Regions from separate parts of the Homo sapiens genome. Here region 1 is linked to region 2. A link is a contact called in ENCODE Hi-C or POLR2A ChIA-PET data. All regions are on one chromosome and are shown on one strand. The core of a region is the stretch at or near the end of the contact, and the rest is flanking DNA. Distances in the headings are between cores, read along the strand shown.

The links. A loop is a pair of places that touch in the nucleus more often than their neighbours do. ChIA-PET counts read pairs that join two places held with the same protein, here RNA polymerase II (POLR2A). Pooled maps may share reads with other maps.
Region 1: a loop to region 2 is called in a pooled map, with 2.1 times the contacts of the local background. The contact joins two enhancer-like sites. A Hi-C loop is called at or near these places in 4 of 50 pooled maps. POLR2A ChIA-PET finds 5 or more read pairs at or near these places in 5 of 52 experiments (CD4-positive, alpha-beta T cell, OCI-LY7, WTC11 and 2 more).

Annotation. Positions count from the first base shown.
Region 1 is chr2:98,433,857-98,439,315 of GRCh38, reverse strand. No RefSeq gene overlaps it. Among named protein-coding and RNA genes, the nearest start is that of INPP4A, 8.3 kb to the left of the region's middle. RefSeq lists enhancers at 506-555, 2,218-2,961, 2,962-3,706, 2,748-3,947. Within about 2 kb of position 2,360, at least 2 of the 41 ENCODE cell types and tissues checked have a DNase peak (open chromatin) inside an H3K27ac peak, as active enhancers do.
Region 2 is chr2:98,652,770-98,658,168 of GRCh38, reverse strand. MGAT4A (alpha-1,3-mannosyl-glycoprotein 4-beta-N-acetylglucosaminyltransferase A) reads left to right here. Exons shown (of 16, transcript NM_012214.3): 7 at 1,704-1,817; 8 at 2,649-2,724. Among named protein-coding and RNA genes, the nearest start is that of UNC50, 47 kb to the right of the region's middle. Within about 2 kb of position 2,893, at least 5 of the 41 ENCODE cell types and tissues checked have a DNase peak (open chromatin) inside an H3K27ac peak, as active enhancers do.

The DNA.
Region 1 (5,459 bases), core at 1,111-3,610, 220 kb after region 2:
AAAATATTCACTAAAACCTTTCCAAATTTGATTTAAAAATTAATCTATAATCCAAAAATTTCAACAAACTCCAACTAAAATGAACTCAAAGAGAAGCATACTGAGATACATCATAATCAAACTGTCAACTAAAATGAACTCAAAGAGAAGCATACTGAGATACATCATAATCAAACTATCTAAAACCAAAGATGGAGAGACTCTTGAAAGCAGCAAGAAACAAGCAACTCCTCATGTACAAAGAATCCTCAATAAAATTAACAACTGTTTTCTCACCAGAAACCATAGAGACCAGAAGGCAGTAAGATGACACATTCAAAGTAATAAAAGGAACGGAAGGAAGAGCAGACCTAGAATTCTATATTCAGCAAAACTGTCCTTGAAAATGAAAGAGAAATTAAGACTACCTCAGACAAACAGAAACTGAGTGAATTCATTACTAGCAGATCCACCCACTAAGAAGCACTAAAGGAGTCCTTTAGGCTGAAATAAAATGTCATTAGAGAGTAACTCAAATTCATACAAAGAAAAACAACTAAGGCAAATTTAAAGTCAGTGTGTAATGCCTTTCTTCTCACTGATTTAAAAGACAACTGCATAAAAAGTAAGCATAAGTCTGTGTTGATGGGCTCATAATGTAAAAAGATAGAATTTGTATGACAATAATAGCACAAAGAAGTGGGGGAGTAAAGAGAGCTTAACTGGAGCACAGTTTGTGTATGTCATTGAAATTAAGTTCTAAAAACTCAATTGTTTTAAATTGAGAAGCTAACTGTAACCTCCAGAACAAATACTAAGAAAATGACTTTATGTATACATATTTAAATAAAACCAGGAAATTAAAATAGCATACTAGAAAATGCCTATTTACCACAAAAGAAGACAGTAATGAGTAATAGAGGAACACACAGGATATAAGATATATAGAAAATACACAGCAAATGACAGACATCAGTACTACTTTATCTCAAGTTATATTAAATGTAAATGTGGCTGAGTGTGTGGTTCATGCCTGCAATCCCAGCACTTTGGGAGGCTGAGGTGGGAGAACTGTTTGAGGTCATGCATTCAAGTCCAGCCTAAGCAACATAGTGAGACCCCATTTCTAGAAAAATTTTTTAAAATATTAGCCAGGCACGGTGGCTCACACTTGTAGTTTCAACTATTTAGGAGGCTGAGATGGGAGGATCACTTGAGCCCAGGAATTTTAGGCTACAGTGAACTATCATTGCACCACAGTACTCCAGCCTGAGTGACAGAGCAAGACTCTGTCTCAATCAATCAATGGATCAGTAAAAATGTATTAAATACTCCAATCAAAAAGCAGAGATTGTCTGAATGGACTTTTAAAAAATATGATCCAACTGCACATTGTGTACAGAGATGAATGTAAATTTTAAGGTATAAATAGGTTTAAGGTAAAATGATGAACAAAGGTATACCACAGAAACAATAACCAACAGAATACTGAAGAAGTTATACTAATATAATACAAAACAAACTTAAAACAAAACAAAAATACTACTGACAAACAGAGACATTTTATAATTGTAACAAGTTTAAACTATGAGGAAGAGATAGTAATTATAGACATATATACATCCACAATAGAACCCGAGAATACATGTAGCAAAAACAGAATTGAAGTGAGAAGTGAACATTGTAATAGTAGTAATTGATTATTGCAGTACTCCACTTTAAGTAATGGATAAAATAATGAAGTAAATCTAAAAGGATATATAAAACATTAACAATACCATAAGCCAACTAGATTTAACAAAGTTGTAGAATATTCCACCCAACAATAACAGAACATACCTCATGTTCAACTGTACATGAAATATCCTCTAGGATAGATTATATGGTAGGACTTTTAAAAGCCTAAATAAATAAAAAAGAATTGAAGTCATACAAATTATGTTCTCTGAGCACAATGGAATTAAAACAGAAATCAACAACAGAAGGAAATTTGGGAAATTTACAAGTAAATGGAAATTAAACAACACAGTTCTCGGTAACCAAAGGGTCAAAGAAGAACTCAGAAGGGAAATTAGAAAATATTTTGAGAAAAATTAATGTGAAAACTCAACATACTGTTGCAGAGCATTGCTCCTTAGTTCCCCTAAACTCTGGTTCTTGTCACAAGACCAGGAAAATTTAGGCACACAGACGACACACTGAAGGGTGAGTAGAGCAGGATATTATTGGGCAAAAAAGGAAAAAAAAAAAAAACTCAGCAAAGCAAGACGCAGTCCTGCTAACAGGACTCACAGATTGAATCCCAGGCCACTACACAGGAAAGGAGAGGCCAGGCTCCTCCCCACTGCAAACGGCACAAACTTTCCCTGGCTCCACCCTGTTCTCCCAGTGTGCAGGCCCATGGGAGGTTCTCTGGGGACCTTCCCCCTTATCTGCCTCCTGCATCTATCATTTCCCCCTCTAAAGAAGTACATCTAACTGCTGTTAGAATAAGAATAAGGATCAGGACAAAGGCCGATCTTAACTGCTTCATGCTGACAGGAGGCACTGTTTGAGGAAAACGGCAGTCAGAGCTCCCTCAGAGGCCTATCTAAGGGTCCCTGGCAGAAGGGGCTGTGGTCCAAGGCTCCAGTTGCATGACCGTTTGGAGTTTCACGGCCTGAAGGCAAGAAAAGACAAACTGGGTTATTAGAAAACATATATCAGCCAGGTGCGGTGGCTCATGCCTGTAATCTCAGCACTTTGGGAGGCCAAAGTGGGCGGATCACTTGAGGCCAGGAGTTCAAGACCAGCCTGGCCAACATGGTGAAACCCTGTCTCTACTAAAAATACAAAAATTAGCCAGGTATGGTGGTGGGTGCTTATAATCCCAGCTACTCAGGAGGCTGAGGCAGGAGAATCTCTTGAACCCAGGAGGCAGAGGTTGCAGTGAGCCGAGATCACACCGCTGCACTCCAGCCTGGGCAACAGAACAAGCTTCTGTCTCAGAAAAAAAATTAAAAAGAAGAAGAAAAGAAAGAAAATGTGTATCAAAATGAAATAAGGGTGGGTATTGGGGGAATCTGCCTCCGATAATTCAACGAGGGTCCTTTTCTATTTTCCATAAGTGTCGGCCGGTCTGAGAAATAAAGGGAAAGAGTACAAAAGAGAGAAATTTTAAAGCTGGGTGTCCGGGGGAGACATCACATGTTGGCAGGTTCCGTGATGCCCCCTGAGCCGTAAAACCAGCAAGTTTTTATTAGCAATTTTCAAAAGGGAGGGTGTGTACGAATAGGGTGTGGGTCACAGAGATCACATGCTTCAAGGGTGACAAAAGATCACAAGGCAGAAGGTCAGGGTGAAACTAGAATCACTAATGAACTTCCATGTCCCACTGTGCATGCATTTTCAGGGTTCAAGAGCAGAAAACCGGTCTGACTGGAATTTGCCAGGCTGGAATTTCCTAATCCTAGCAAGCCTGGGCATGCTGCAGGAGACTAGGGTGTGTTTCATCCCTATCTGCATCTGCATAAGGCAGACACTCCTAGGGCAGCCATTGTAGAGGCCCCGCCCTGGGAATGCATTCTTTTCCCAGGGCTGTTAATTATTAATATTCCTTACTGGGGAAAGAATTCAGCGATATTTCTCTTACCCATTTTCAGTAATAAGAGAAATATGGCTCTGTCCTGCCCAGCCCACAGGCAGCCAGACTTTAAGATTATCTCCCTTGTTCCCTGAACATCACTGTTATCCTGTTCTTTTTTCAAGGTGCCCAGATTTCATATTTTTTAAACACACATGCTCTACAAATAATTTGTGCAGTTAACGCAATCATCACAGGGTCTTGAGGCGACATTCATCATCAGCTTATGAAGATGACGGGATTCAGAGATTAAAGTAAAGACAGGCATAGGAAATCACAAGAGTATTGATTGGGAAAGTGATAAATGTCCATGAAATCTTCACAATTTATGTTCTTCTGCCATGGCTTCAGCCGGTCCCTCCATTCGGGGTCCTTGACTTCCTGCAACAGCGGGGGTAAGGGCAGCTCAAAAATCCTGAGGCCTTTTACCAGTTTGCGCAGGGAGGAGACACCAAAAGTCTGACTGCTAAAAAAACTTATACTCTTTTGCCCCATATTAGACTTCTGGGTTCCCTTCCCCTGAGCCCAATCCTAAGCCAACCAGTCTAAGGTTTGGGAAATTAACTCTTCCCAGTTTGGAGGATGCATCTGAAGGGAGCGTCCCATAGTACAGAGATACAATTAACTATCAGTGAACAGGACAAAGGAGGAAAAAGGAGGCATTTTTTCAGAGAAGTCTCAGGGGTTCAGGAAGCACTGCAGAGGAATGGCTACTCATCCAGAAAGAGGGTAGCAGGTGACCCTGGTTCCTTTCTCTTCCTAGCAAATCCCTTGTGTATGTGAGGGAGGAAAAGTTAGGTGTTCCTTTTTCTTTCCTCCATCCTTGTATCCCTGAGTCCCAGCAACTGCCACAGAGTGCCATGCATGGGTGTCAAAATGGCTTTCATCCATGTTAGTGGGAGTTGGGGGTTGGGGGTGGGAATATCCCTATCTCCCCTGCTGTCAGTAGCCCTTGAATTCCCTAGACTTCATTTATGCCATGGATTCTAGCATGACCTTTATCCATGAAACAAGAAGCTTGGCTTAATGGGCAGGAATTAGTCATGCTCACCTGCACTGTGCCTTTTAACTTCCATTATGAACTGCCTCTGGAATCCTGGGATCCTGTTTTCTTTCCTACGGCTTTGACCCGAAGCTTGGAAGTGAGTTTGGGACAAAAATGTGTCTTGGGGCGATTGTATGGACTCCTTATCATAAGCTCAATGCTAAGGTTAAGCTGTGGAATTGAGTCCTCCTCCAACAAGGGAAAGAAAAGGATGTCTTGTGACACACCCAGATAACTGGTGGCTATAGTTATGCTTGCTAAGATTTGAGTGCATGGGACTTGGCTTTGGTTAGCTCCCTTGGTCTTACTTTCCCAAAAAGGAAACCTCCAGGTGATGGGCATCCTATTTATTGCCATCACCTGGCAGGATTTGCAGGATAATTGCTCAGAACTAGAATATTGATCCAGATTTTTATATAACATCCCTATTGTTCTTTCTGAGCTGCAGCCAGAGATTGCTGGTTGGTTCACAGGAACAAGCAGGGTTAGTCTAAAATGTAGACAAAAACTTAAAACCAACTAACAAGTCTAGAATCTAATGATGATAAGTTTTGAAATAAATTATAATTTCTCTCTCCCTAGTCATCATTTCTATTAAAAACAAATCATGATAAGACTGTGTTGTTTGCACAATAGAATTTAGTCTTATACTTTGCCTGATTATTTGCATAAAGTGCAACAAAAATGATTATTTATACATAGGCCTTTTAGATTGGCTTTGATGGAACTCTGTTCCACAAGAAATCTCAGATAAGACCTTTTAAAGCTGAGCCCAGCCATGGGTTTGTATCCTCAAATACTTGTGAGTTGGGT
Region 2 (5,399 bases), core at 1,644-4,143:
TCTTGGGTTTCTTGCTAAAAGAAAATGCCTTCCTTGATAGTTCATTTCTCTGTGGAGTTCATTGTTTATTAGATCACCTCTGATTGGTATTTGATATTGTCCCAAAGTAGGTGCATATATATCTAGTTATGTGATGGGATAAATTGGTTTATTTCATTATAGAAAAGACTTGAATGTCCTATGTATGTAACACTATTAAATAACAGTCTTTAATCTTGAAGACAGTGAATACAGAGAGAGTCATATGAGATTAAATCTTTCACACTGTATTTACCAGGCAAAATCTTCCTGCTCTCAGGGTAGATATTTAACGTAGTAATTTCAGACCTCAATTTTAAGCTATGTCTTAATCTGTTGTATTCTGCAAAGATTGAGTAGCAGTTTACTATGAGCGAGGCACATGGTAGGTAACAGAGGGAAAGCTTAGTAAGTTTCAGATATTATTTTTTATAATATTGCCTTAATAGTTTCAATAGCGTAATAAAATTAGTCTTGCTATGAATTTCTTCATTAAATTGTATCTGTTTTTTGTCCCTAAAAGATATACCTTCTACTTAAAAAGAAAAGACAAAAAAGAAGCAACAATTATTTGCTAACCCTACATTTAAAATAATGTGGCTCCTTGTCTATCAAAATGTTAAAATTGAATATTTAAAAACATTATAGTTCAGGATTAAATTGTTATTTGTTTGGTTTTCCTGAAGTGCTGAGTTTCTTGGAAGTCCTTATAGAAACAAAATTTGGCATAGACTTCTTAAGGAACAGGGCAGTAATGATTGGTCCCCTTTCCCACTGACCTCAGGGGCAAGTCTGTGGGCTTATGCAAGGATTCTGGTGATTTACATCTTCCTTAGTGTGTAGAAAACCAAGCTCAGACAAAAAGTACAGTTAAACATTAAGAACATTTGTGCAAAGGCAGGCAGTTGCACTAGCATTTTGTGGAGATTTGCAAAAATGAATCAAGGGAGAATGCAAATGCAAAAGAAATTGCAATTCAGTCAGTACAGACTAATTAAAAACTTTAGAAAGGGTTCTTAACCTCAGCCCAATGGACATTTTGGGCCAGATAATTTTTTGTTGTGGGGGCTGCCGTATGCATTGTAGAATGTGGGGCAGGATCCCTAATGTCTACCCACTAGGCGTCAGTAGTACTGATCACAGTTGTGGCAACCAGAACGTCTTCAGACATTGCTAAATGTCTTCCAGAGGGACAGAATCACCCCCAGTTGAGAAACACTGGTTGAGAATGACATGTGGTCTATAACCCACAAGCAAAGCTTCTTGAAGATGTAAGAGCTTTGGTTTTTGCAAAATATACGTATTTAAAGACACATACATACTTATTTGTTTTTCTTCAATTTTCTATTTTCTGTGAGACCTTGATTTTTTTTTTTTAATTCAGATACATTTTAGGAACGTTAATGCCTGCAGTTGGCTTAGGATTTCTATGCTACTTTAATAAGAGCAGTATTTTATAGTTTTTAAAGCATTACTTTAAAAAAAAACTTTTGCTATTGGAAAAAACTGTATTTTCTGTAAATGAAATCAGTGATGAGCTGCTCCTTTTAACACCTTGCGGCCATAACATTATACGTTGCTACAAATGATTACTGATGTGTTTTATGTTAAACACAGTGTATTGAGCTTTAAGATAAATAAAATCCCACAGAACTTAAGTAACTCAGCTAACTTTCTCATAATAGATTTTCTAAAGAAATCAGTTCTGGCTTGGTGGAAGTCATATCACCCCCTGAAAGCTATTATCCTGACTTGACAAACCTAAAGGAGACATTTGGAGACTCCAAAGAAAGAGTAAGGTGAGCATGTGCCGTTTAAAATCCTCCACACTTGTGAGTGTAAATATTTAATACATGTAGTTTTTATTTATCGAAGCTGAAAACATTTTAGAGTTGAATTTGGTAAAATATTCTAGGTAAGTCTCATTAAGTCCAGGACCGCTTGGAAATAATGTAGAGTTTTCTTAGAATATGTAAAAACTTAATATTAGCTTTTATTTTACTGTGTTTTCTTAAACTAGCTTTTAGATCCACTTCTCTTATGTGTTTCTGTAGGCTACCAGGAATTCACTGACAGGGTTTAATACTGTAAATTTAAATATGAATTTTTTAAAGCATTCAGTACCTATTTGTGAACTTTGATCTGCGTGCAAACAGTCCTAGGCACCAGAATAGGGACCCTAAAATTGTAATTTTTGAAGCACTCATTTGATGAAACATTAAGATATTACTGAAAAAAGGGTCTGTGGTCAAGGAAGTTTGGAAAAATATGTATTAAGAATTTTTTTCCCAATAAATGTCTTTACCGTTGGATATTTTTGTGCCTCTTATGAATTAATATGTTTCTAGAAGGGGAACATGTATACATACTTACTTGATATTAGACTCATTTTTTTCCTCAGGACAGCTTGAGAATTAGTGTTCTTGGGAATACATTTTGATAAAGTCTTCATTAGAGGAAAGTGAATTTTCTTTGACTCTTCGTCCTAAGTGAGTGTGTGTGTATGTGTGTGTGTGTACACATATACATAGATGACATGTTATGTAGACATTTGACATTTATACATTTAATCTTATTTTACTAAATTTGAGTCTGATTCCTAACTTACTTTTTGAAAATGTTTATTTCAGATGGAGAACAAAGCAAAACCTAGATTACTGTTTTCTAATGATGTATGCTCAAGAAAAGGGCATATATTACATTCAGGTAAGTGTAGTTTTTCCTTTGTTTTTCATGCTTGTAAAGAAAAAGTGTTATCAAGGGTATGTTTTCATTAAAACAGGAAGTTTTGAAAGTGCAAACCCTCTGAGATCTGACAAATCATAACTATCTCAGAGCAGAGGGGTCTCCATGGTAACTGAGCATGTGGGCTCTGATGTTTCTCCACTGAGTAGGGAAGCCAGCCCTCCACTTAGCGGGGGACCTGCAACTCACTTATCTTTTTCCTCTTTTTCTCCCATTCCCCCATCTTCTCTTCCCTCTTCCCTCTCTCCACTGTCAAGAAGAACTAAGATGTCATTATTTGGCAGATTTTAAAGAGGAATTTTCTTACAATTTTTCTTTAGTGGTCTTACAATGAACTAATTTTTTTTTGTAGGCCACAATACTGTTACCACTATTTTGAAGATAATAAAATTGACATTTAATTCTAACAGTCCAATTATTTTTAGCAGCACAACAGTCCAATTTTTACCAAGAACACAATATGTCATGGGATTACAGACACGAGCTGCTGCACCTGACATGTAGCATGTTTTAAAATTAGGAAGTATGAGGCCTCCAACTGTGTTCCCTTTTTTTTAAGACTATTTTGGCTGTTTAGGGTCACTTCAGACTCCATGTAAATTTGAGGAGGATTTTTTTCTATTTCTGTAAAAAATGCCTTGGGAATTTTGGTAGGGATTGTATTGAATCTGTAGATCGCTTTAGGTAGTGTGGACATTTTAATATTATTAAGTCTTCCAATACATGAGCACAAGATGTCTTTCCATTTATTTGTATCTTCTTTGATTTCTTTTAGAAATGTTTTGTAGAAAAATTTTCCACCTCCCCAGTTAGGTTTATTCCTAAGTATTTTATCTTTTTTGATACTACAGTAAATGGCATTGTTTTCTTGATTTTTTTTTTGGATTGGTCATTGTTAGTATACAAAAATACAACTATTTTTGTGTGTTGATTTTGTATCCTGAAACTTTGCTGAAATCATTTATTGCTTGTAGTTTTTGGTGGATTCTTTAGGTTTTTCTACATATAAGATTATTTCATCTGCAAATAATGATAATTTTACTTCTTCTTTTCCGGTTTGGGTACCTTTTACTTTTTTTACTTGTTTAATTGCTCTAGTTAGGATTTCCAGCACTATGTTGACTAGTAGTGGTGAAAGTGGGACTCCTTGCCCTGCTTCTAATCTTAGAGGGAAAGCTTTCATTTGTTTGCTGCCAAGTGTGATATTACCGATGGGCTTTTCATATATTACCTTTATTTTGTTGAATAAGTTTTTTTCTATTTCTAGTTCGTCACATTTTTTTTAATCAAGAAAGTGTCTTGAATGTTGTCAAATGCTTTTCCATACCAATTGAGATGATCATGTGTTTTTTTCCTCCATTTTGTTAATGTAGTATATGTTACACTGATTGATTTTTGTGTGTTGAACGATCCCTGTATTGCAGGTATAAATCCCACTTGGTTATGGTGTATATAATTCTTTTAATGTGCATTTTAATTCCATTTGCTAGTGTTCTGTTGAGGATTTTTGCATCAGGGATATTGGTCTGTAGTTTTCTTGTGTCTTTGTCTGGCTTTGGTGTCAGAGAAATGCAGGCCTCCTAGAATGTGTTTGAAAAGTGTTCCCTCTGTTTCAGTTCTTTGGAAGATAGCTGTTTGAGGAAGATTGATGTTAATTCTTTAAGTGTTCAGCAGAATTTTCCAGTGAAGTTCTCTGGTCCTGGGTTTTTCTTTGCTGAGAGGTTTTTGATTACTGCTTTAATCCCCTTAGTTATTATAAGTGTGTTCAAAGTTTTTATTTCTCCATGATTCACCCATGGAAAATTGTTTTTAGAGGTTTATCCATTTCTTGTAGATTATCCAATTTGTTGGCACATAATTGTTCCTAGTAGTCTCTTGTAATTCTTCTATTTCTGTGATATCAGTTGTTATGTTCCCTCTTTCATTTCTACTTTTAGTTATTTGAATCTTCTTTTTTTCTTAGCTAATCTAGCTAAGGGTTTATTAATTTTATTGATCTTTTCAAAAACCAACTCTAGGTTTCTTTGGGTTTTTTTCTGCTTTTTTTTTTCTATTTATTTATTTTTTTCTATTTATTTATCTGATCTAATCTTTATTTTTTTTTCTCCCTTCTGCTAATTTTGGGTTTAGTTTGTTTCTTTTTTTCAATTTCCTTGAGGTTGAAGTTAGGTTGCTGATTTTGAGATCTTTCTTCTTTTTTTTAATGTAAATGTTTACTGGTATAAACTTCCCTCTTTGTATGGCTTTTGCTATATATCATACATTTTGGTATATTTTTTTTTTTGTTTTCGTTTGTTTCTGGATTTTTTTCTAAATCCCTTGTGATTTCTTCTTTGACCCATTGGTTGTTTAGGGGCGAGTTGTTTAATTTCCACACATTTGTGTATTTTCTGGGTTTACTTTTCTGCTATTGACTTCTAGTTTCATTTTGTTGTAGTCAGAGAAGATACATTGCATAGTTTTAGTCTTCTTAAATTTGTTGGTGGGCGGCACTGGCTCACACCTGTAATCCCAACACTTTGGGAGGCTGAGGTGGGCAGGTCACTTGAGTTCAGGAGTTCAAGAGTTCAAGACCAGTCTGGGCAACATGACGAAATCCTGTCTCTAATAAAAATACAAAAAATTCACTGGGCATG